2 separate regions of the Homo sapiens genome follow, and region 2 is linked to region 1. Evidence: chromatin loops called from intact Hi-C (ENCODE). Cell type or tissue: endothelial cell of umbilical vein. All regions are shown on one strand. Links, peaks and the distances in the headings refer to the core of each region. The heading gives the core; the rest is flanking DNA. Region 1 overlaps PHKA2 (phosphorylase kinase regulatory subunit alpha 2). Region 2 has its middle 33 kb from the start of SCML2.

Region 1 (8,000 bases), core at 1-8,000:
GATTTAAGCATCTTGCCCAACACTGCTGTCTCTGAAAGCAAATCAATAACTCCTTAATTCCTGATCCTTCCAGGGCTATGGGTTCGAAGATGCTTTCCAAGTGGGGGCACTGTGAGCAGGTGGGAGGTGGACACTCTGTTTACCTGATTGATGGCTTTGGTTAATGTCAACTAAAGACACTGCTGCCTGATGTTGAGAACAAATCAAACTGTTCTCTTGGCCTCTGGACTAGTGCATGCTCAGCTCTGGACTGAAATTTGCTACTAAGGGAAATAGCTCACAAGCTTTCTGTGAGCAGCAGGGGCTAGGATGAAACAGCAGCTTGACCCAAGACCCCATGACCAACCCTGTGCCCAGGTAAGCAGGGATTGTGCCCTGCACTGCCAAAGCGATCCCACTGTTGGTCTTTCTAGCTGCCCAAATGGGTGAAAAATATTTTCTATGTACTTCCACAGGACTAGTTTTCTTTGGAAACCAAAGCTCTCCAGTAAGTTCCATGAGTACATTCAGTATCCCAGTAAGCGAGGGTGTGGCCAGAAAATCAGCCTGGCTGTGTGTTACACAGAGGGTCTGATGACAGCTTGCACAAGGGTCAGAGATGATTGTGATTAGGGGCACAAGGGCTGTGAGTCAAGTGACATGTCAACAGCAAACTTCTAAAGCAGTCTGAATTTCACTAATATTCATGACTGGAAGTGATGGCACGCCTGTCTCAAAAAGCATTTACCGAGCACCTACTACGGGCAGACTTGTACTAGGCTCTTGGTATCATTTCATATGTCTCTATTTGAACCTATGCATGCAGAATTCTGTCATATTCACAGGAGAAAAGCTTACCAGACAGCAAAGAGAACTTAAAAAAAAGATGCTCGTTGGCCTGCTCTCCTCACCTGGGGTGTAAAAGTAAAGATTTGGTTCCTAATCACATATAGTTTAGAGGTTCCAAGGACACCAATATGTCGATACGGTCGCCCACTCAAATTCATATTCTTATTCCGTCCTGTTTGAGAAGTAAAAGATAAATTGGAGTTAGAGGAAATACGGTTAACAAGTAATCCAGGCAACTCAGGCTAAGACTGAGCTTATTTCTAGATTAGACAACCCATTTTGGGGCTTGGTTCTTCTACTGCCATCATCCTTTAAAATGGCACGAAGCTGAATATTAAAACAAATCCCGCCCCCTTCTTTTCATGAATGTATATGAACAGTACCCAGTTGGAACTGCATGGAATAAAACTACTAAAAGGACTATAGAACATTTACTTTCGATTTACTTAGTATTGAACCATAATAGTAAACAAAGTCAGATTGTAGAAAAAGCATAGAGAACCTCCTCCCATTTTAATGTGTAAATGAGCATTTTCTGATACTAAAGGTAAACATGAGAAGCATTATCAAGACACAAATGACTTTTCCAATTGTAAATTTTTCAAGGTGGCTCCTTATTTTACAACAGATCCGGCGAATGCTTGGCCACCTGTGACGGTGCCCACTGAACGGGTGTGAGAACGTGCTGGTTTGCCCGTTCCTCTTCACATCGAAGCGGTGGAACCGCCTGCTTTAGTTTTTGTCCAAGTCTTTAGAACTTACGTATATCACAGTCTCCCTCAGACCCCAAATCTAGAACCGAGATGCCCCCATGCCAAAAAGGCCCAGGTAATTTCCCCAAACCTACCAAGCTTGGCATATATGTGACTAAGAATCCGGCCCGGCTGGACTTGAATTGGATGAATGTCCGCGATACTCTGGACGTTCACCCCGTGTTTCCTCAATAAGTCCTTAATGTGATTGTTTTCTGCCAAAACAGTAACTGTGAACAAGAACACAGAATGAGCGTTAGCTCATGACTCTTGTCTCTTCACATGGACACGTGTTCCTTACTGCCCTCTTCTGCCTGGTGACATACACATCAGCATGCTCTTCCATGCAATGACTGGCTTTGGAAATGACAGTGTTCGTCCTGCTGCTCCTCCCCATTCTGTCCTTGCCACCCCTCAACAACCTCAACGCCTATTTATCAAGTGCCTTCATTGTGCAAGATAGTCTGATAGGAGACTTCTAGAAATTGTCCTCAATAAGTCCCAAGCCAAACTGCCCCGTCTCAAGTAATGTCTTGCCTCCCTCTGGGTCTGCATCTATTCTAAACCTGCCTGGTGTCCCTTTTTATGCAGGGTCAGGAGTGGAAACAGCTCCACTTGGGGGATGCCAGAAGCCTGTGCCCCTGCTCCCAAAGGACGGGGGAAAGAAGAGTAAGATGGGGGCGCCTGCTGGCAGGGGATGTTCTGAGGGGACATCCTTCCCTCTAGAGAAAGCAAAGTAGGTCTGTGAGTGGGGATGCTGGCGGTAGTGGAGCAGCCTGGCCCATTCAGAACCCCCGCACAGGGCCCCACCGGTGGGGAAAAAGCACCCCAGGGCTGGCCTGGGCCCCATCTCTGGTGGGAGAGGCTGGGCACCTGGCTCTCCAGCAGGCGGGGAGCTGATTGTGCCTGGGACCTGGGGGCCCATGGAGGAGGGAGGCCATCACCGGGGACAACCCGGGATCGGCTAGGCTGCACCTGCTGTACTAGTACCGCTGGCCTTTCTGAGAAGGGACAGTGCTTTGGCAAAGGGAAGGAGTACAGGGATGGGACTGGAAAAGGGGAGCACGGCCACAGGGAGAGAGGTTGGTGCCATGTCCAGCTGCGGCCGAGCCCCCTGGAAGCTGCAGAGGCTCAGGGCAGCGCAGGATTGGCTACTGTTAAGTACAATCATTGTACTCACAGGCTAGTGGGGCCGGAATGTACAATACATATACATGCAGTTGAGAGTTGAGTGTCACCTCTTTATATTTACACAGCACTTGATGCCTTTTCAAGTATTTTAATATCCATTATCTCATCTGACCTTCACAACAAGCCCCCAGGGAAGCCTTGCATGCTCAACTGGCCAGTTACAGCTGCACGTGGACTGAAACCTAATCTCCCAGGCCCTCAGCAAATGGGAACATCAGCCATGCAGGGCTGGCTAGGTGGCTTTCCTTAACACCTGTCTCTTCTAAAGCTTCCAATGACAGGCATGACTCCACATTTATCAAAACCCCAGCAGCCACTCTCTGTAGGAGTAACTCCTTTAGTGCAGTGGTTTTGGGGGAGACCTGGGAGCCTCATGATCTGTGCAGCTGGATGTGGCTAAGTTTCTGAAACTGCACTTCCCCTACTCTGTGCCTGACCTTCTGGGAATTTCTACACTGTTCTATTAAACAAATGCTGGTCAACACCCATCAAAGTGTCCCAGCCTGCAGGTGGAAAAACGGTCTTAATAGATTCAAGGGACTAATTAGCAGGACATGCTCTGGCTTAGCGCAGGCACAATGAGTCCAGCTGGATCAGTCCACCTGGAAGTCAGGAATGGATTCACACCTACAGCTGCCAGCTGTGGGTCCTTGAGGGAGTGGGTTAACTTCTAAGCCTCGTGTGTAAGGTGGAGATGATGATCATCATCTCAAACTTTACCTAATCAGAATGCTGTGACAGGTGTATCTCATGGCTCTATTGACTGGGTGATATCAGCTCATCTCACCACAGCATGAGCCCCCGAAGCAAAATGAGCCAGTGGCTACAGAGAAATGCTTGTCATTTGTTCAATCACTGTTTTCAACGTATGGGTGCGTATGTGCCAATCAACATAGAAACTGCAAGAATGATATAGGCCTTGTCATTAAGAAGTGTACAGTCTCAGGGGCAATATGGTGTACACACAACATGCTATGACACTAGCTGGTGTGCTCTATGGGGCACAGAGAATGTTACTGGACTGCCAGGAGGTCCTCCCTAAGAAGGAAGGTAGGAAGAGAACTGCTCCACCCGGGTGCACACCACAGGCCAGGCACTACACCAAGCGCTTTCCCACTGCAGCCTCAGTACATCTTAGGAAGCCCCAGTCAGGGAGCTCAAGTCCTGATGACCCTGAGGCACAGAAGGGTGAAATCACTTGGCTAGGCGGAGGGCAGCAGCAGCCTGGGCTGGTCTCGCCCCTCTCCAGAAGAAGGGCTGGCTGGAGAGGAGGGAGAGGAAAGGTGGACACAGGTGAAAGGCGGAAAGATGTCAGGACTCCAAGGGAGGAATGAATGACCCTCAGTTGGGTTCTGAGTTTTCACCAGGCTTAGGCTCTATTTTTCAAAGAATAACAATGATGATAAATGACGCGCAACGAATCACTTGTGCCCCAGTTGCAATCAAGGTTTATATTCAAGACAACAATTGCTTTGTAGAAAGTCATTTTGTGGTTGGGAAGAATTCTGTTGCCTTTGGAAGCCACTGAGTTATATAAGGCATCTCACACAACTGCTACATGCTAAAGCATAGGCACATACACACTTTAAAAAAATTAAATAAGAAACTAGGCAACAATTTGAATTAAAATAACATTGGTTTTACAAAGTTAAATATGAACAGTAAACACGCTCACAAACCTTGTACTACAACATCAGGTTTGACTGAAGTGGAAAATCTTCTATTTAAGGGATCGATTTCACCAGCGGCAAGGAATCCCTATGAAAAGAGGAGCATTAACACTATGAAATATTGATTAACTAAAATTTCATCTTAAACTGAAGTGTGAAAATGAAATATTTTGGGGCTCAACATATTCAAGACTTTTTTCTTTATATTTTTCGAGTCAATTGCTTATTTTCTGTGAAACAGAGTAACATCATTCAAACTGCCACTGATAAACGTATTACATTTTTGCACCTAGCTCTCTAGGGCTCGTCGAATATGCCACCATCTTGTATGAGCAAAAAGAATGATAACCAATACTTTCTGAGCTCACAGTAACATGCCAGGCATTGTGTTGAGCCACTGTATGCGCACTGTCATATTTATGCCTCCTGACAGGTAGGCACTACTTTTGGGGCTCAGAAAACAACACCCCCAAAACAAAGACCTCAGCAGCAGCCTCAGAAGCATAAGTTTTCCTCTGACCTTCTCCTGCCTCTCTCTCTCAGTCCATTCTTCTGGAGGCGCCACAGAAACTAGAATTCTTCTTCCCCAAGGTGGGCATAGAAACCAGAATCCCTTTTCCCCAAAGCCAGCCACAAAACCTACAAATATTCTCTGTAAAAACTGGCCATAAAAAATTCCCTCACCTACCTTGTTTGGCTGTAGGTCATAAGGGCCCCACTCTAGGGAGGGACCTGCCCCACACTCAGAAGGAAAGAGCGCTGCACAGAAAGGCCTCGCTGGGTTTCCCCACTTGGTCCATTAGCATTCATCAGGCCCCTTTTGTCTAATCACATTTCTACACAGCTGTCCATATTTTGTTGAAACTATGCATAAAAACAGAAAATTTCCCCTAGATCTTGGGGTATTCATTCTGAAGGCTCCCCTGTATACATGTTAAGTATATCTGCATGCCCTTTTTTCTTATTAATCAATCTGCCTCATGTCAGTGATTTTTCATCAGACCTTTAGGAGAACACCTTGGCCCCCACGCTACCACCATCACCACTGTACAGGTGGGGAAACCAAGATAATGACCCAAGGGAAGTGGCTGAGTGGGGACTTGGCCCCCACAACCCCACTCCCTTGCAAAGTATTCTCTTTGAATATGCACCTCCTTGCACTTTCTACAAATGACACGAACCCCGAGAGAGAGGATCAAGGTGTTCTGGGAGTTCTGAGGAGCAACTGGACCTAGCGCTGGGCCCAGAGAAAGCCTTTACATCAGAGAGGAGAAAGCAGGGGAGGGGAGTTACTCGTTTCCCATCTCACTGATACAGAAATCAGAGCTGGAAGGTCAGAGATGATCAAGTCCATCCTTTTCATTTTACAGATGAGGAAACCGAAGCCCAGAGATTAGAGACCTGCCCGGGATCAGAGAACTAGTGAGAGACAGGGCTGGCTTTCAAAGGAGATATATGCGTTTTCCCTACTAATAAAGACAGGAGTGGAAGACACAGCCCCTACTCCAAGGACATGACCATGACACTGGGGAGTCTTGAGGTACCTGTAAAACAACTGTTTCAGCTCGGCAGGTAGTGTTCCTGAGGGCTGCTTCCACGGTGGTATCTTTCATCCTGGGCTTCAACACTCTAGGAACCCGGTGGCATGCTGACCCACCACCCCTTCTGCCTTTTCTAGAGCCTGGCAGCCCCTCAGCCCTTCCCTGGGCTCCTTCCCCTCCCTGCCTCCCCGGGGTCCAGCCGAAGCACTCAGCTGGGCAGGACCCTCTCAGGAACGACAGCCCATCTGATAAGGTCACTCATACTGAGGAGTGGGGGATTCATTTGAGGCGGCTCCAAAGTATTTGCATATTAAAACAAAAGCCTGGGGACAAGTCAATGGTGAACAAAAAGAAAGGTGTCAAGAGGCAGTTGTCTGCAGAAGGAAGGGTGCTGCAGGTTGTCCGGGGCAACACCTGACACAAAATTCACCAGAGAAAATCCGGCCCGCCACCTCTTTCTGTAGAGATCTGTGGCCCTTGTGCTTCCTGCTCCTAAGACTGGGGCAGGGGCACCTAGGGGCCAATCTAGTCATTTCCCAAATCTTGTATCTTCTAGGATCAGATGTGCTAACAATCCTGGCCCAGAAACTTCCAGCTCCTCTGACCATCAACTGGAACAGATTCTAGCCACAGAGGAAGAATGCTGGCAGGGGGTGATGGGGAGTGCTGGGCCCTCATGGACCTGAGCTGGTTTAATGGAAATATGGACACACAAGGCTGAGAGTCAAGCCCCGGAGCCAACACGGTCCAGTTGACCTTAAACGAATGAAGATGCAAAAGACATCCACACGCACGCCTGGCAGAGAGTCCCTATGCCCTTCTGGGGTTCCCTGAACCTCCAATCACATGGTTTCCAGTCTGTGAGGCCACTAAGCCCCTACCTCTGCCAACAGCGAGCTGAGGATGTACAAGGATTGGCCCCACAGATGAGGCACCTTCCCCATAGGAACTCGGTCTACTGTGTGAGGATTCTTGTACTCTTCATCTACCTGGAAAGAGAGACAAATCCAAAGTCAGAAAGTCAGAGGATAAAATGGCCATGATACCTGACCATGGGGAATGCACTGAGGATTTATGAAATGGTACTCATCCTCCAGGCCAATTCTGTGCAGGTGCCAGGAGGCTGGGGAGCAAGCCCCTTCCTCGGGGCTGCAAGGCTACAAAGCAGCGGAGGTGGAAGTCAAATCGCGGCCTGGTTCTGGACAAGCACTCTTCCTACAGGCACACGCAAGGCCACGAGCACCGGATGCCTGGCCTGCCTGCTTTGCGCACAGCTCTGGCCATGAGAACTCTCATGGCTCATGCTTACAATTGGCTGCATGATGGGTGAAATGATGGAAAACATCAGCCTCCAGCTGTGGCGGTGCATCGCTGGAGCCATCCCTAGGGGTTTATAAACTGTGCGCCTAATGCAAGAGAATTGCCAGAAGGTGGCACTATTTACCGAGGAAAAACACTTGGACTACTAGCCTGTAACCCCTCCTTCAGGGCCTCAAAAAGCTGAACCCACTGGGGGGCTTCTGTCTCAGCAAAATAAACTTTGGTGTTCTTTCTGGAGGACAGGGCTGGCTGCGCATTGTAAGCTAGTCTGCAACTTTCTCTCTTTTAAACTCCATGCTGGACTTTGACATTTCAGTCATCACATCATTGGTTGGGGGTAATGTCAGTGACCGCTTTTGTCTTCCAGAAAACGTAAGTCAACCAAAGGAAATAGGAAACATCCTTCTCCCAAGGGGAACATCACACCATGAGGAGACTCATCTTCTGCTTGCAGATTAATCAATGATGTTATTAACATATTTAGTAAAATTTAAAATTTTTTCAATAAGAAAAACTTTAGTGCATGAACTGAACAGAATTAAATGTCATTAGTAATCAAATAATCCAATAGGACAATAGTGTGGAAGGAGATTCTCCAAAATGTCATAATCTTTGGGTGGTAGAATTAGAGATAACGTTTTCTTCTTTCTACAGAATCCTAGATGTTTTGTCGTGCACAGAATTACTTGTATGATAAT
Region 2 (16,035 bases), core at 4,895-12,894, 540 kb before region 1:
AGCTCACCGCAACCTCTGCCTCTCGGGTTCAAGCAATTCTCCTGCCTCGGCCTCCCAAGTAGCTGGGATTACAGGTGGCTGCCACCACGCCAGGCTAATTTTTGTATTTTTAGTAGAGATGGGGTTTCACCATGTTAGCCAGGCTGGTCTCAAACTCCTGACCTCAGGTGATCCACCTGCCTCAGCCTCACGAAGTGCTGGGATTATAGATGTGAGATTACAGGGGTGAATCATATATCAATTTTTTAAATAAAATTTCAAAAGGAATGAATAGTATGAAAACAAATCATGTTAACTGAGTTTTAGGTAAAGATGACTACTTGTCAGAACCTAGGGGGCCGGGCATGGTGGCTCCATCTGTAATCCCAGCACTTTGGGAGGTGAAGGTGGGTGGATCACCTGAGGTCAAGGAGTTCAAGACCAGTCTGGCCAACATGGGGAAACCCTGTCTCTACTAAAAATACAAAAATTAGCTGAGCGTGGTGGTGCGTGCCTGTAATCCCAGCTACTCGGGAGGCTGAGACACAAGAATTGCTTGAACGTGGGAGGTGGAGGTTGCAGTGAGCCAAGATCACACCACTGCACTCCATCCTGGGCGACAGAGTGAGACTCTGTCTCAAAAAAAAAAAAAAAAAAGAGTAGACTATATTTGTGTGAGTCAATTTCTGAGCTCTCTATTCCATTCCATTGATCTATTTGTCTATTCTTATGCGAATACCACACTGTCTTGATTACTGTAGCTTTTTAGTAGATCTTGAAGTCAGGTAGTGTCAGTCCTCTAACACTGATCTTCAGTATTGTGGTGGCTATTCTGGGTCTTTTGCCCCTCCGTATAAACTTTAGAAGCAATTTGCTGATATCCACACAATAACTGACTGGGAATTTGATTAGGATTGTGTTGAATCTATAGATCAAATTGGGGAGAACTGACATCTTGATAATATTGAGTTTTCCTGTCCATGCACATGGTATATCTCTTCATTTATTGAGTTATTATTTGATTTCTTTCATCAGTTTTATACTTTTCCTCATATAGATGTCATACATATTTGGTTAGATTTATACCTAAGTATTTCCTTTTTGGGGGGTGCTAATGTAAATATTATTTGGGGGTTTTCTTTGCGGCAGGGTTTCACTCTGTTGCCCAGGCTGGAGTGAACTGGTATGATCGATGGCTCACGGCAGCCTTAACCTCCTGGGCTTAAGCAGTCCTCCCACCTCAGCCTCATGAGTAGCTGGGACCACAGGCATGCACCACCATGCCCAGCTACTTTTTAAAAAATTTTTTATAGAGACAAAAAGTTTTGTGTCTGTTGTAAGGTAATTTTGATGTTCTTTTGTTAGGCATATACACATTAAGATTGTTATACCCTCTTATAGTTTTGACTCCTTTTTCATTATGTAATGCTCCTCTTTATTCCTGATAACTTTCCTTGCTCTAAAGTCTGCTCTGCCTGAAATTAATACAGCTACTCCTGCTTTCTTTTGATGAGTGTTAGCATTGGATAGTTTTCTCTATCCCTTAACTTTCAATCTATATATGTCTTTATATTTAAAGTACATTTCTCGTAGACAACATATAGTTGGCCTTTGTTTTATCATCCATTTGACAATTTCTGTCTTTTGTTTGATGTGTTTAGATCATTTATATTCAAGGTTTTTTTTTTTTTTTTTTTTTTTTTGAGACAGGGTCTTGCTCTGTCACCCAGGCTGGAGTGCAGTGGCACAATCACAGCTCACTGCAGCCTCAACCTCCCGGGCTCAAGCAATCCACTCTCCTCAGCCTCCCAAGTAGCTGGGACTACAGGAGCACACCAACACACCCAACTAATTTTTTTTATTTTTTGTAGAGACAGGGTTTCGCCATGTTGCCCAGGCTGGTCTTGAATTCCTGAGCTCAAGTGATCTGCCTGCCTCAGCCTCCCAAAGTGCTGGGCTTACAGGCATGAGCCACCATGCCCAACCTAAAGTGATTTTTCTTTATCTAATTGGATTAATAGCTACCATATTTGTTACTGTCTGCTATTTGTTGCCCTTGTTCTCTGTTTCTACTTTTGTCTTCCATGCTTTTTCTGCTTTTTGTGGTTTTAATTGGGCATTTTATATGATTCCATTTTCTCTCCTCTGTTAGCATATCAATTATATTTCTTTTTACTTTTTTAGTGATTGTCCTAGAGTTTGCAATATGCATTTACAACTAATCCAAGTCCACTTTCAACTAACACTATACCACTTTACAGGTAGTGCAGGTACCTTAAAATAACAAAATAATCCTAGTCCTGTCCTCCCATCCATGATAGCCCTGCTGCCATTCATTTCACTTATACATAAGCAATATATGTAAGCACACACAATTGACTACATTGTTGCTCTTATTATTTTGGACAAATCTGTTAGATTGATTAACAATAAAAAATTTAAGTTTTTGGTGGGGCGGGGCGCAGTGGCTCATGCCTATAATCCCAGCAGTTTGGGAGGCCAAGATGGGTGGATCACTTGAGGTCAGGAGTTCAAGACCAGCCTGGACAACAAGGCGAAACCCCGTCTCTACTAAAAGTATGAAAATTAGCCAGGCGTGGTGGCGTGTGCCTGTAATCCCAGCTACCCGGGAAGCTGAGGCAGGAGAATTGCTTGAACCCGGGAGGTGGAGGTTGCAGTGAGCCGAGATCATTCCAGCCTGGGCAACAGAGGGAGACTCCATCTCAAAAAAAAAAAAGAAAGAAAAAGAAAAGAAATAATTATTAGATCACAACCTGCCTCCTTGTATTGCCCTGGCATTTTCTAGTGAGTAATGGGTTACATGGTAAATCTGTTTCTCTCCTCTAGGGCAAGCAGTGTGGCATAGTGGAAGAATCCAGTTGGCTTCAAGGACCTCTCCTTCCCCTGCCATCCACCAATTCTCTGACCTTGACCAGTCTGTTATCTTTAAATGTAAGTTGATTTCCCATTTAGAACAAACTGAACACTAACCAAAAAGCAGAGTCAGCCACCAAAGATAAATAGCACTCAGCCCGATATGCATTTGGCCAAGATTTTAAGACATGATAAAGCTTCAGCATCCATGAGATAAGGGCGTCAAGATCCAGAAGCTGCAAACACCAGAAATCATGGTGTCTCATCTGATATTTAAAAAGATCTCACATTCCTTGGCCTACTATCCAGCGACCTTGTGTGGTGTCTATGTGTTGGGCATGCAACTGCATTCTTCTCTCTTTTGTCTGCTGTAGCTTCTGCTAGGTTTGTGCCTCTCGCAACCACCTCCTTTGTCATTGTGTCACATGGTCCTGACAGTTTTCAAGGAACTCAATGACTGTGAAATTGGGATTTTTAAGCTCTGGAAATTTTGACATTGGTGCCATCATTATGTCATTAGTGGGAAGCCACAATGGGAAAGGTAGAATCCACTTCTATTTTTGCATCCACACACAATTAAATCTCAATGAGCAGCAGGAGCTGCTGTTTCTGTGGCTCTACCCTCTGAGTTTTGGTCGGTGTAAACACCCAGGCAGCTGTGGCCTGCAGTTCCAACATACTTCGCCCTCGCACCCAGGATAGGGTGGCCTGGTGAGAGCTAAAACATTATACCTGCAAATCTCCCATCAATGGGAGTAATGTTTGCTGGAAAGAGTCCCCCAGACAATATGAATTTTAAGACACAAATTCTAATATTCTACAGCGAGGAACTGCCTGAAAGTACTAGAAAAAAAACCTAAGTACAAGAAACATACAAAGCCAGCACTATCAGGTCCAACCTTGGACTATCAAGGCGTAAAGGTTCAGAGTAGGACCACAAGGTAGGAGTTTTAATTAGACAAAATTTGTAATTAACATAAAATTTAAATGCAATCCACCAAAGAGATTGGCCTGCAGAGATTTTATCCAGTGAGAATTCAAGCTGTTGCAGCCGATTTTAATTACATTCCTGAAATAGAAGCCTGCGAATGGGATTTGAAGAGATGGTTTAGATGAATCTTTGCTCCATTGGCAAACTTTACCGGCAATATTTTCAGTCTACCAAAATTAGAAGGTGATAACAATAAGTGGATAAAGGAGCATTCTATAGATGATCATCAAAAAAGAGATCCAAATCTAGTGTGTTAAAAAACAATGTAAAGGCCGGGCACAGTGGCTCACACCTGTAATCCCAGCACTTTGGGAGGCCGAGCCGGGTGGATCACCTGAGGTCAGGAGTTCGAGACCAGCCTGACCAACATGGTGAAACCCTGTCTCTACTAAAAATACAAAAATTAGCCAGGTGTGGTGGCACATACCTGCAATTCCAGCTACTCAGGAAGCTGAGGCAGGAGAATCGCTTGAACCCAGGAGGTGGAGGTTGCAGTGAGCCGAGATCGTGCCATTGCACTCCAGCCTGGGCGACAAGAGAGAAACTCCGTCTCAAAAAAAAAAAAAAATTAAAATTTAAAATTTTTTTGTTTTTCAGGAGAGTAGGTGCCGTAGTAAGGAAGTATTAAGTACCATTTTTGAATTTCTTCTTCTTTCCTTAGAATTTTAGATTGAATTTTCTGCTGAGTTCTCTTATCTCTTTAGCTTGCAAGATAAAAATGAATATCTGTATTAATGTAATATAGGATATTTCTATATATTTGGTAGAAAAGGTCAGGAACAGTGAAGAAGTCTAATTTCTAAATCACTTCTATTTCTCTCTTTTTTTTTTCCCAAAGGATCACCATGAAATCTTAGATCACATCTATTTCTACATCTTCTTTTAAATTGCGTGCCATGGAATGGACAGCTGCAGGTGGCTTTTAGATAATAATGCTGTATTAGGCCGGGTGAAGTGGCTCATGCCTGTAATCCCAGCACTTTGGGAGGCCAAGGCGGGTGGATCACCTGAGGTCAGGAGTTCGAGACCAGCTTGGCCAGTATGATGAAACCCCGTCTCTACTAAAAATACAAAAATTAGCCAGGTGTGGTGTCGCATGCCTGTAATCCCAGCCTGTAATCCCAGCTACTCGGGAGGCTGAGGCAGGAGAATCGCTTGAACGTGGGAGGCAGAGGTTGCAGTGAGCCGAGATTGCAGCATTACACTCCACCCTGGGCAACAAGAGTGAAACTCTGTCTCAAAAAAAACAAAAAACAAACAAAAAAGATAATAATACTGCATTAGTTTCCTATGGCTGCAGAAACAAATGACTACAAGCTTAACAAAAGAAGGTGGCTGGGCATGGTGGCTCATGCCTGTAATCCCAGTGCTTTTGGAGGCCAAGGCAGGAGGATCACTTGAAGCCAAGAGTTTAAGACCAATCTGGGCAACAAAGTGAGACCCCCCATGTCTACAAAAAACAAAAATATTAGCAGGGGGTGGTGGTGTACACCTGTAATCCCAGCTACTTAGGAGGCTGAGGTGGCAGGATTATTGGAGCCCAGGAATTCAAGGCTACAATGAGTGGTGATTGCACCACTGCACTCTCACCTGGGCCACACAGCGAGATCCTATCTCAAAAACAAAACAAACAAACCAGAAATGTATTATCTGACAGTTCTGGAGGCCAGAAATTTGAAATCACTTCAGTGGGCTAAAATCAAGGTGGCTCTCTCTGGGAGTCCTAGAGGAAAATCTATTCCTTGCCTTTTCCAGCTTCTGGTGGCTGTCGGCATTCCTGGGCTTGGGGCAACACCGGTCCAATCTCTGCCTTTGCAGTCACATTGCCTTTTCCTCTTCTGCGTGTGCATAATCTCCTTCTGCCACCCTCTTAAATCACAAGAACCCTTAAGGCCGGGCGCAGTGGCTCATGCCTGTAATCCCAGCACTTTGGGAGGCCAAGATGGGCGGATCACCTGAGGTCAGGAGTTTGAGACCAGCCTGGCCAACATGGCGAAACCCCATCTCTACTAAAAATACAAAAATTAACTGGGCATGGTGGCGCTTGTCTGTAATCCCAGATACTTGGGAGGCTGAGGCTGGAGAATCGCTTGAACCCTGGAGGAGGAGGTTGCAGTGAGCTGCGATCGTGCCATTGCACTCCGGCCTGGGTGACAAGAGTGAAACTCCATCTCAAAAAAAAAAAAAAAGAAAAGAACCCTTCTAGTTGCATTTAGGGAGAATCTGGATAATCCAGGATAATCTCCCCATCTCAGTCTCCTTTGCTTAATCACATCTGCAAAGTCTTTGCCATATAAGGTAGCATTCCCAGATTCCAGGGACTGGACCTGATATATTCGGGGGCATTATTTAGCTTATTACGAATGTAAATAATCCAAACAGCCAGCATTCACTGGGCTTCATCAACTGGGAAGTACTGGACTAAGCATGTACATTCATCTCATCTTTACCATCGCCCTAACGGGTAGATACAACTGTTACCCCATTTTACAGATGAGGAAACTGAGTCTTAGAGAGGTAACTTGTCTGTTACTACATAGCTGGCACCAATGCCCAATCTCTTGGTAATAGGGAAAATTAGGACCAGGAATAACTTAGTATATTTGTGGGTTTGTTTTTTTGTTTGTTTGTTTGTTTAGACAGAGTCTCACTCTGGCGTCCAGGCTGGAGTACAGTCGCAATCATAGCTCACTGCAGCCTCAACCTCCTGGGCTCAAGTGATCCTCCCACCTCAGCCTCCAGAGCTGGGACTACAGGCATGTGCCACCACACCTGGCTAAATGTATTTATTTTATTATTATTATTTTTTGAGACAGAGTTTCACTCTTGTTGCCCAAGCTGGAGTGAAATGGAGCAATCTAGGCTCACTGCAACCTCTGCCTCCCAGGTTCAAGCGATTCTCCTGCCTCAGCCTCCCAAGTAGCTGGGATTACAGGCACCTACCACCATGCCTGGCTAATTTTTGTATTTTTAGTAGAGATGGTGTTTCTCCATGTTGGTGAGGCTGGTCTCGAACTCCTGACCTCAAGTGATCCACCCGCCTTGGCCTCCCAAAGTGCTGGGATTACAAGTATGAGCCACTGCGCCCAGCCCTAAATTTATTTTTAGTTTTTGTGGAGATGGGGATCTCACTATGTTGCCTAGGCTGGTCTCGAAATCCTGGGCTCAAGCCATCCTCCCACCTCGGCATCCAAAGTGTGGGATTATGGGTGTGAGCCCACCATGCCCAGCCAACTTAGTATGTTTCATCATTACTCTTCTATTAGTAACAGTAACTAGAGCCTGGGTCCAGTTCATCGGCGAGTGTCAGGCCCACCTGGCAGGTTTGTAGCCCTGGCAGTCAGCTGAACTCCTCCCAGCATGAGGGATGGTATTGGGCAGCTGTTATTTGGGCCTGCCCAGCATCCTTTCAAGGATCAGCAAGATATCCATTTTTCCCATATTAGCACTCTATCTTCTCCAATGACCTCCAAAGTTAGTGGCTTGTAATAGCAAACATTTTTTAATCTCATCATTTCAAAACAATCAGGAATTTGGGGCTGGGTGTGGTGATTCATGCCTGCAATCCAGCACTTTGGGAGGCCAAGGCGTGCTGATCACTTGAGCTCAAGGGTTTGAGACCAGCCTGGCCAACATGGTGAAAACCTGTCTCTACTAAAAATACAAAAATTAAGCCAGGCGCAGTGGCTCATGCCTGTAATTCCAGCACTTTGGGAGGCCGAAGCGGGTGAATCACAAGGTCAGGAGTTCGAGACCTGCCTGGCCAATATGGTGAAACCCCGTCTCTACAAAAAATACAAAAATTAGCTGGGCATGGTGGCAGGCGCCTGTAGTCCCAGCTACTCGGGAGGCTGAGGCAGAAGAATTGCTTGAAGCTGGGAGGCGGAGGTTGCCGAGATTGGGCCACTGCACTCCAGCCTGGTTGACAGAGCGAGACTCTGTCTCAAAAAAAAAAAAAAAAAAAAAAATTAGCCAGGCCTGGTGGTGCGCGCTTATAGTCCCAGTTACTGGGGAGGCTGAGGCAGGAGAATCGCTTGAACCCAGGAGGTGGAGATTGCAGTGAGCTGAGATTGTGCCATTAGACTCCAGCCTGGGTGACAGAGTGAGACTCCGTCTCTAAACAAATAAATAAATAAGGAATTTGGAAGTGGCTTAGCTAGGTGGTTCTGAGGTGGCAATCCAAATGTCGGCTGGGACTATAGTCATGTGAAGGTCTGATTGTGGCTGGAGAATCCACTTCCAGCCTCACCCCCACACTGTCAGCAGGAGACCTCAGTGCCTTAATGAATGGATCTCTCCTAAAGGCATGGCAGTTGGCTTCCCCCGGAGGGCGTGATCCAAGGGAAAGACCAAGAGGCATTTGCAGTGCCTTTTATGACCTACCATCAGAAGTCACACACAATCACGATTGCCTTATTCTTCTACTGGTCACACAGACCAGCTTGATACCATTTGGGAGGACATTAGGCAAAGGCATAACTATCGAGAGAGGCAGGGATTATTGAGAGCCATCTTGAAGGCAGGCAACCAACCACAGTGCTTGACTCTGCTACTCCATCCCCTTGGCCACTGATTTGTTCAAGAGATGGGCACATGAACCCAGCAAGCCCAGTTAGACTGCATCTCTGAGAATCATATATATCAGTGCTGGAAATGAGAACCACTCTCATTTTCCCTGGCTCTCAAGCTGTGATGCCATAAGCCTGAAGATCTCAATGGTCATATTCCTGCCACTAGAGGAAGCTCTTATAAACTGGGAAAGAATGAGCACAAACAGAGAAAGCAGCAGAAGTAAGAGTTGGAAATAGAGAAAGCCCCGACAACAGTTTGTGGTCCCTGGATCCCTCCATGCCTGAAGTACACCTCTGGATTTCCCAATAACATAAGCCAATTTATCTCCTTTTTTTTTTTCGCCTTGCTTAAGCCAGTTGATTGGTTTTCTGACCTTGCAACTAAAAGGGCCTAGACTCATGCATGGCCTGAGGTGCCTCTTAGGAATGAACTCATTCTATAAGAGTAGAGAATCGGCCGGGCCAGTGGTTCACACCTGTAATCCCAGCACTTTAAGAGGCCAAGGCAGGAGGAGCGCCTGAGCTCAGGAGTTTGAGACCAGCCTGGGCAACATAGGAAGACCTCATCTCTACTAAAAATTAAAAATAAAAAAATTAGTTGGATGTGGTGGCAGGTGTGCTGGTATGCACCTGTAGTCCCAACTACTCAGAGGGCTGAGGTGGGCGGATTGCTTGAGTCCCAGAGGTCGAGGCTGTAGTGCGCAATGATCATGCCACTGCACTCCAGCCTGGGCAACAGACAGACCCTGTCTTAAAAAAATAAAAATAAAAATAAAAAAGTGTCCGAGCACTTTGGGAGGCCGAGGTGGGTGGATCACTTTAGGTCAGGAGTTCGTGACCAGCCTGGCCAACATGGTGAAACCTCGTCTCTACTAAAAATACAAAAATTAGCTGGGCATGGTGGCACGCACCTGTAATCCCAGCTACTTGGGAGGCTGAGGCAGGAGAATCACTTGAACCGGGAAGCGGAGCTTGCAGTGAGCCAAGATCATACCGCTGCAATCCAGCCTAGGCAACAGAGCAAGACTCCATCTCAAAAAAAAAAAAAAAAAAAAGAAAGTGAAAAGGCCATTTGGCCATTTTATTACAAACTCTGCAGAAGTTTGGGGCAAAAATAGTCCCAAATTTGTGCCCTTGTGACAATGGGTCACACCAAGTGGGACAAGAGGCACTTTCACTGCTTCTGCACAAAACACAGCCAGGATTTGCAGATTTGAGAAGCCTGGATGAAAGCCACAGCTGATGCTGTGTTGAGAGGGGCTTCCTGGTTGCTGTCAGCTTCACTGTGGCTGTGTCCAGGTGCCCAGATGTGGTGTGGCCTGTAAATGTTCCCACTAGAGCTGATTACTTTCCAGACTTGGGAAGGAGGGAGATGTCCCATCTCTGGCATCTTCTTCCACATGACATCAAGAAGCCCCTCTTGCCGGGCGTGGTGGCTTACGCCTGTAATCCCAGCACTTTGGGAGGCTGAGGTGGGTGGATCACCTAAGGTCAGGAGTTCAAGACCAGCCTGGCCAACATGGTGAAACACCCTCTCTACTAAAAATACAAAACTAGCCGGGCGTGGTGTCGCGCACCTGTAATCCCAGCTACTCCGGAGGCTGAGGCACGAGAATCCCTTAGAACCCAGGAGGCGGAGATTGCAGTGAGCCGAGATCACGCCACTGTACTCCAGCCTGAGCAACAGAGTGAGATTCTGTCAAAAAAAAAAAAAAAAAAAAAAAAAGGAAGAAAAAAGAAGAAGCCCCTCTGAGCTCTCTTGTGCCCTGCCTGGATTTTGTGCTGCTCCAGCCCCAACTCCCAGGGAGCTTTGCCTTGCAAAGGGCCAGGCTCAGAGCTTTGCCACCAACAGATGCTTCATTAATGAGGTGAAAGTCTGATTGAATTAAAACACCCTTTCTGGCACCATCAAATAAAGACATAATAAAAATCAAAACGTTGGATCATTAAAGTGCTCGAAGAAATTTTTTAAAACTTTATTTAAATTCTCCTAAGAACTTTTAGGCTCTTAAAAAGTTTTAGTTATATAGAACCTCAGAGGTATATTAGGAAACAAATAGTGAGGAACAAATAACTTGATTGTTCCTTCCAGAGGAGGACTTGCTGTTTCTTACAAAATAAATTATCAAGTCACTTTCAGGTGCCTGCTGCTTTTAGACAGTAGATGGCACTGGGGGACAACTAGAAGAAAGTGATTGGGTTTTTTGTTTGTTTGTTTGTTTGTTTGTTTTTTGAGACGGAGTCTCACTCTCTCTCCCAAGCTGGAGTGCAGTGGCGCAATCTCAGATCACTGCAACCTCCACCTCCCAGGTTCTGCTGATTCTCCTGCCTCAGCCTCCCGATCAGCTGGAATTACAGGTGTGCACTACCATGCCCAGCTAATTTTTGTATTTTTATAAGAGACAGGGTTTCGTCATGTTGGCCAGGCTGGTCTCAAACACCTGACCTCAAGTGAGCCGCCCGCCTCGGCCTCCCAAAGTGCTGGGATTGATTACAGGCGTGAGCCACCATGCCTGGCCGCAATTGTTTTTAATGTAGCTTGGAAGAAGACAAGGAAACAAAATCAAACACAATTTTCTGCTTGATCTGGACCTATTTAAAATCTACACTTCCAAGGTCAGAAGATTAAGAAATTGTCTAGATGAGGAAAGATAAAATTATCTTATGAAGGAAGAGAAAGAAGTTGTTTTTCTATGTATTAACTGAAAGCATGAAAAAAAAATGCATCCAGGAGGGCTATACTATAAGGGTCTCCTGCCCAGGCGTCTGTTCTACTCAGGTGTATCCCCTCGCTACTCAACGGTGACCCTTGGATCAGTGGCACTGGCATCCCCTGAGACTTGTTAGAAATGCAGTATCTCTGGCCCAGACCCCCTGAAACAGACTCCACTCACTGGGCGATGCCTTCTTGGAAGACCTAAATCTTTTGAAAATTTTCCAGTTATGTAGAACCCCAGTTCATCAGTGTTACAAAGTGAAGCAAAGCAAACCTAGTCAAACCAAACCAACCCAAACCTAACCTAACTCGACCTATTCCAACCAAGGAAACAAATCTCTTTCTCTTTAAGAAAAAAAACCAGAAACAACAACAACAACAACAAACAAACAAAAAAAACCCCCGCTCTTGTAAAATAACTTACAGGTACCTACGGCTTTCAGCCAGCAGATGGCGCTGTGGGATAACTATTAATATAAAAACTTATTTCAAGTAGCGTGGAAGGAAACAGACCTGATGGAACACAATCGGCTGCTTGATCCAGACCTGTTTATAAAATCTGTATCTCCAAGGTCAGAAGATTAGGAATTCTTCTGGATGAGGAAATATAAGATAAACTTAGAGGAAATGGTGGAAAAGAAGACAAGGACTCTTCCCCTAGAAGAGAAGGATAAGTTGCATTTAAATACATAAGCACTAGAAAGTCTCCCTAAAATGGTCTCTTAAAATCCAGCCCTTCAGATCACTTGAGGCCAGGAGTTCGAGACCAGCCTGGCCAACATAGTGAAACCCCGTCTCTACTAAAAATACAAAAATTAACCAGGCATGGTGGCAGGCGCCTGTAATCCCAGCTACTCAGGAGGCTGAGGCAGGAGAATCACTTGAACCCGGGAGGCAGAGGTTACAGTAAGCCGAGATCGCGCCACTGCACTCCAGCCTGGGCAACAGAGCAAGACTTCGTCTCAAAAAACAAACAAACAAAAAATCCAGCCCTTTGGATTACTGCTTTAAACATAAATGCTCCAGGAGGGCAACACATTTCACCATCATTAAGACCTTTCTGGGCATTAATTTGTCACCTTGCTTTGTAATACCCTAACAGTAAAGAAACTTCCCCAAACCAGAAAGACTTGCTAGGGAAACAGGGAGAGGATCAGGTCTGATGCTCAAGGGTAGAAGCCTGGGAAGGACCCCAGAGTCAGGCCTCTGGGAACTGAGGCCAGGGGGAGGGAATTTTGGAAGGGAAGGGACCTCCGCTCTAAAGGCAAATCCCCATTGGCCCACTCAGAGGCATTTGCCAATCAGTGGTAAGGTGGAGGGGAGGCTGGGTCCAGAGGTGCTGAATTTCAGATGGAAGCACATTCCTCAGCCTCCTCCATGGACATGTCTCATGTGACAGAGTCTTGCTCATAGCACCAGAGAGCTCTAGCCTCTATATTGTCATCATGTGACCACGGCCCCACCCCCTGTCAAGCCCTGTTAAAGACCCAATACGGGGTTACAGATGACCGAAAACTAGATCAAGGGGTATCTTAAGAACAGGAAAACAAATTATCATATAATATTTACAGGACCTGGGCAGGGCACAGTGGCTCGCGCCTATAATCCCAGCACTTTGGGAGGCCGAGGCAGATATATCCCTTGAGCCCAATAGTTTGAAACCAGCCTGGGCAACATAGTGAGAATCATCTCTACAAAAAATAAAAAGTTAGCTGGGTGTGGTGGCATGCACCTGTGGTCCCTGCTCCTTGGGAGGCTGAGGTGGGAGGATCGCTTGAGCCTAGGAGGTTTAGGCTGCAGTGAGCCATGATTATGCCACTGCACTGCAGCCTGGGCGAGAGTGAGACCCTGTCTCAAAGTTAAGTAATTAATTTAATTTAATTTAATTTAATTTAATTTACAGAACTCAAACCATGTTGGAGACATTATTTTAGAAATTCCAGGTGGGAGGATTACTTGAGCCCAGGAGGTCAAGGCTGCATTGAGCTAAGATCATGCCACTGCACTCCAGCATGGGCAATGAGACCCTGTCTGAAAAAAAGAAAAAAAAAGAGAGAGAAATTCCATTTCTAGGAGTCTCCCCAGGTAGAGTTGTCAGATTTAGCAAAAAACAAGCAATAAAAAAAAGGACAGCCAATTAAATTTGATATTCAGATAAATAATGAATGGTTTTTAATTTTTAAATTTTTAATTTGTGGGTACATAGTATGTTTATATATTTATGGGGTACATTTACTGTGATAGTCCGTTTTCATGCTACTGATAAAGACATACCCAAGACTGGGCCATTTACAAAAGAAAGAGGTTTAATTGGCCTTACAGTTCCACATAGCTGGGGAGGCCTCACAGTCATGGCGGAAGGCAGGGAGGAACAAGTCACGTCTTACCTGGATGGCAGCAAGCAAAGAGAGAGCTTGTGCAGGGAAATTCCCCTTCCTAAAACCATCAGATCTTGTGAGGCTTATTCACTATCACGAGAACAGTACGGGAAAGACCTGCCCCCATGATTCAATTATCTCCCACAAGGTTCCTCCCACAGCACATGGGAATTCAAGATGAGATTTGGGTGGGGACGCAGCCAAATCGTATCAATGAGATATTTTTATACAGGCATACAATGTGTAATAATCCCATCACGGTGAATGGGGTATCCATCACCTCAAGCATTTATCCTTTGTGTTATAAGCAATCCAATTATATGTTTTTAGTTATTTTTACATGTATGATAAATTATTGCTGACTGTACTGACTGTAGTCATCCTGTTGTGCTATTTGTGCAAATTTTTTTTTTTGAGACGGAGTCTCCCTCTGTCGCCCAGGCTGGAGTGCACTGGCACGATCTCAACTCACGGCAACCTCTGCCTCTCGGGTTCAAGCAATTATCTGCCACAGCCTCCCAAGTAGCTGGGATTACAAGTGCCCACCACCACGCCCGGCTAATTTTTGTATTTTTAGTAGAGACAGGGTTTCACCATCTTGGCCAGGCTGGTCTTGAACTCCTGACCTCCTGATCCACCTGCCTCGGCCTCCCAAAGTGCTGGGATTACAGGTGGAAGCCACTCTGCCTGGCTCCTGTTGTGCTATTAAATACTAGATCTTATTCATTTTATCTAACTATATTTTTGTGCCCATTCTATCCCACATCCATCCCACCCCCCTCCCACCCCCCACAAGCCTTCCCAACTTCTGGTAGCCATCATTCTACTCTCACAGTTTTTTAGCATAAATATGTCCCATGCAATATTTAAGACAAATGCATACTAAAAAATTATTTGGTGTTTATCTGAAATTCAGGTTTAGCTTGGCACCCTATATTTTATTTTATTTTGTTTTATTTTATTTTATTTATTTTTATTTTTTTTTTCTGAGCCGGAGTCTCGCTCTTTCGCCCAGGCCGGTCTGCAGTGGCGCGATCTCGGCTCACTGCAAGCTCCGCCTCCCGGGTTCACGCCATTCTCCTGCCTCAGCCTCCCGAGTAGCTGGGACTACAGACGCCCGCCACCGTGCCCGGCTAATTTTTTGTATTTTTAGTAGAGACGGGGTTTCACCGTGTTAGCCAAGATGGTCTCGATCTCCTGACCTCGTGATCCGCCCGCCTCGGCCTCCCAAAGTGCTGGGATTACAGGTGTGAGCCACCGCGTGCGGCCCAGCACCCTGTATTTTATTTGACAGCCCTGCAAGGGAAAATTGTCACACCTGGGTCCAGGGGACGTGCACACGCACATAAAGATTCTCACTGCGGCTGTGTTGTGTCATAGAGAAAAGGCAGAAACAACTTAATTAGGCCTCTTGTGCGGAGAGATACAGAGGCCCACCCAAACCGCAGCCTACAAGGTGGTAGGGGGTCAAAGGAACGATCTCATCTCACTTCCCATCTGCTGGGCCTCCCAGTGGCCCAGCCATCTGAAAACCAAAGGGCGAAGGAGCCTGAGGTTTGCAGTCTTAGCCGCCTGTGGTGTGCTGGGGCTGGCTCTTAGCCATGGTGGAAGTATTTATGCCAAAGAAATCAGCCAACACTACAAACCAGGATCGTTATTTTTTTCCCCACCTACTTGTTAACCATTTGCCGGCACCCCGCTGTCGGTTTCCCAGGCACAGAGCAGGGGGAAGAAGGATTGAGACAGTGTCTGGAAGGAAGAATAGAGACTGCCTAGCATTCATGGTTGCACCGCATTTCGTTGTATGAACAAGCCTCCAATTATGTATTCATTGTCCGAATGAGGCAGCACTCTCCCATAACTTCGCTTCTTGCTGGATTTCAGTAGCTGGTTCCCTCTTCTTGGTCCTTCAGGCTTAGGGATGAGAACTGTGTATCAATTTGGGGCCAATCAGGAAAGAGAAGCCACACAATCACTTGACCAGAGAAAGTTTAATATGAACAATGATTCATTGTAGCAGAGAGGGATTGGCTAGTAAGAAACTCTGGAGAACCTAGGATTAGCCGACAGGAGGAGCAGCTCCTGCTACCGGATGGTTGTGATGGAGCACGCAAGAAAGAGCCCTTCCCTGCTCCAAAGCTGAGATCCAGACCACACTGGGAGCATGCAGCCCTGGCTCACTAAAAGGCAGAGAAGGCACTGAGCTGCTGCGCAGGTGGGACTGCATATCTGTGCTCTGGAACTTTCTGGGAATCTTCCCTCTAGGGTGCCAGGCAAAGCGACTCACTAGAGGCTGCCAAACCACCTAAGGGGGTGGCAGGGGAACCTGCCGGCCGCAGGGCGATGCCGGCTGCTGTATACAGCAAGAGCCAAGCACTGGAGTTGTGAGTGCTACAGGAGCTGGCCCAGCAAGCATGCTGCCCAAACCCTTTCCTCCCGCAGCATCACTCCCTCACCCTCTACTGACGCTTTATATCATGCCAGCTGGCAAAGGCAAGATAGTTTTTTTTGTTAGTTGTTTTTTTT

The links. Hi-C counts contacts between places; a loop is a spot of excess contacts. Peaks named below come from ENCODE experiments on the same cell type or tissue, not always from the same donor. Only the 100,000 strongest peaks of a DNase experiment are listed, where the experiment ranks them.
Region 2: a loop joins it to region 1, with 28 times the contacts of the local background. A loop is called at or near these places in 5 of 110 quality-filtered maps.

The regions. Positions count from the first base shown.
Region 1 is chrX:18,924,778-18,932,777 of GRCh38, forward strand. It overlaps PHKA2 (phosphorylase kinase regulatory subunit alpha 2), which reads right to left. Exons shown (of 33, transcript NM_000292.3): 12 at 6,864-6,971; 13 at 4,451-4,529; 14 at 1,676-1,810; 15 at 891-1,000. Among named protein-coding and RNA genes, the nearest start is that of PHKA2-AS1, 38 kb to the left of the region's middle. In endothelial cell of umbilical vein, for the core only: a CTCF peak has its summit at 7,387 (motif pointing right); no DNase peak of the experiment used is centred there.
Region 2 is chrX:18,379,565-18,395,599 of GRCh38, forward strand. No RefSeq gene overlaps it. Among named protein-coding and RNA genes, the nearest start is that of SCML2, 33 kb to the left of the region's middle. In endothelial cell of umbilical vein, for the core only: a CTCF peak has its summit at 11,587 (motif pointing right); a DNase peak (open chromatin) is centred at 11,607.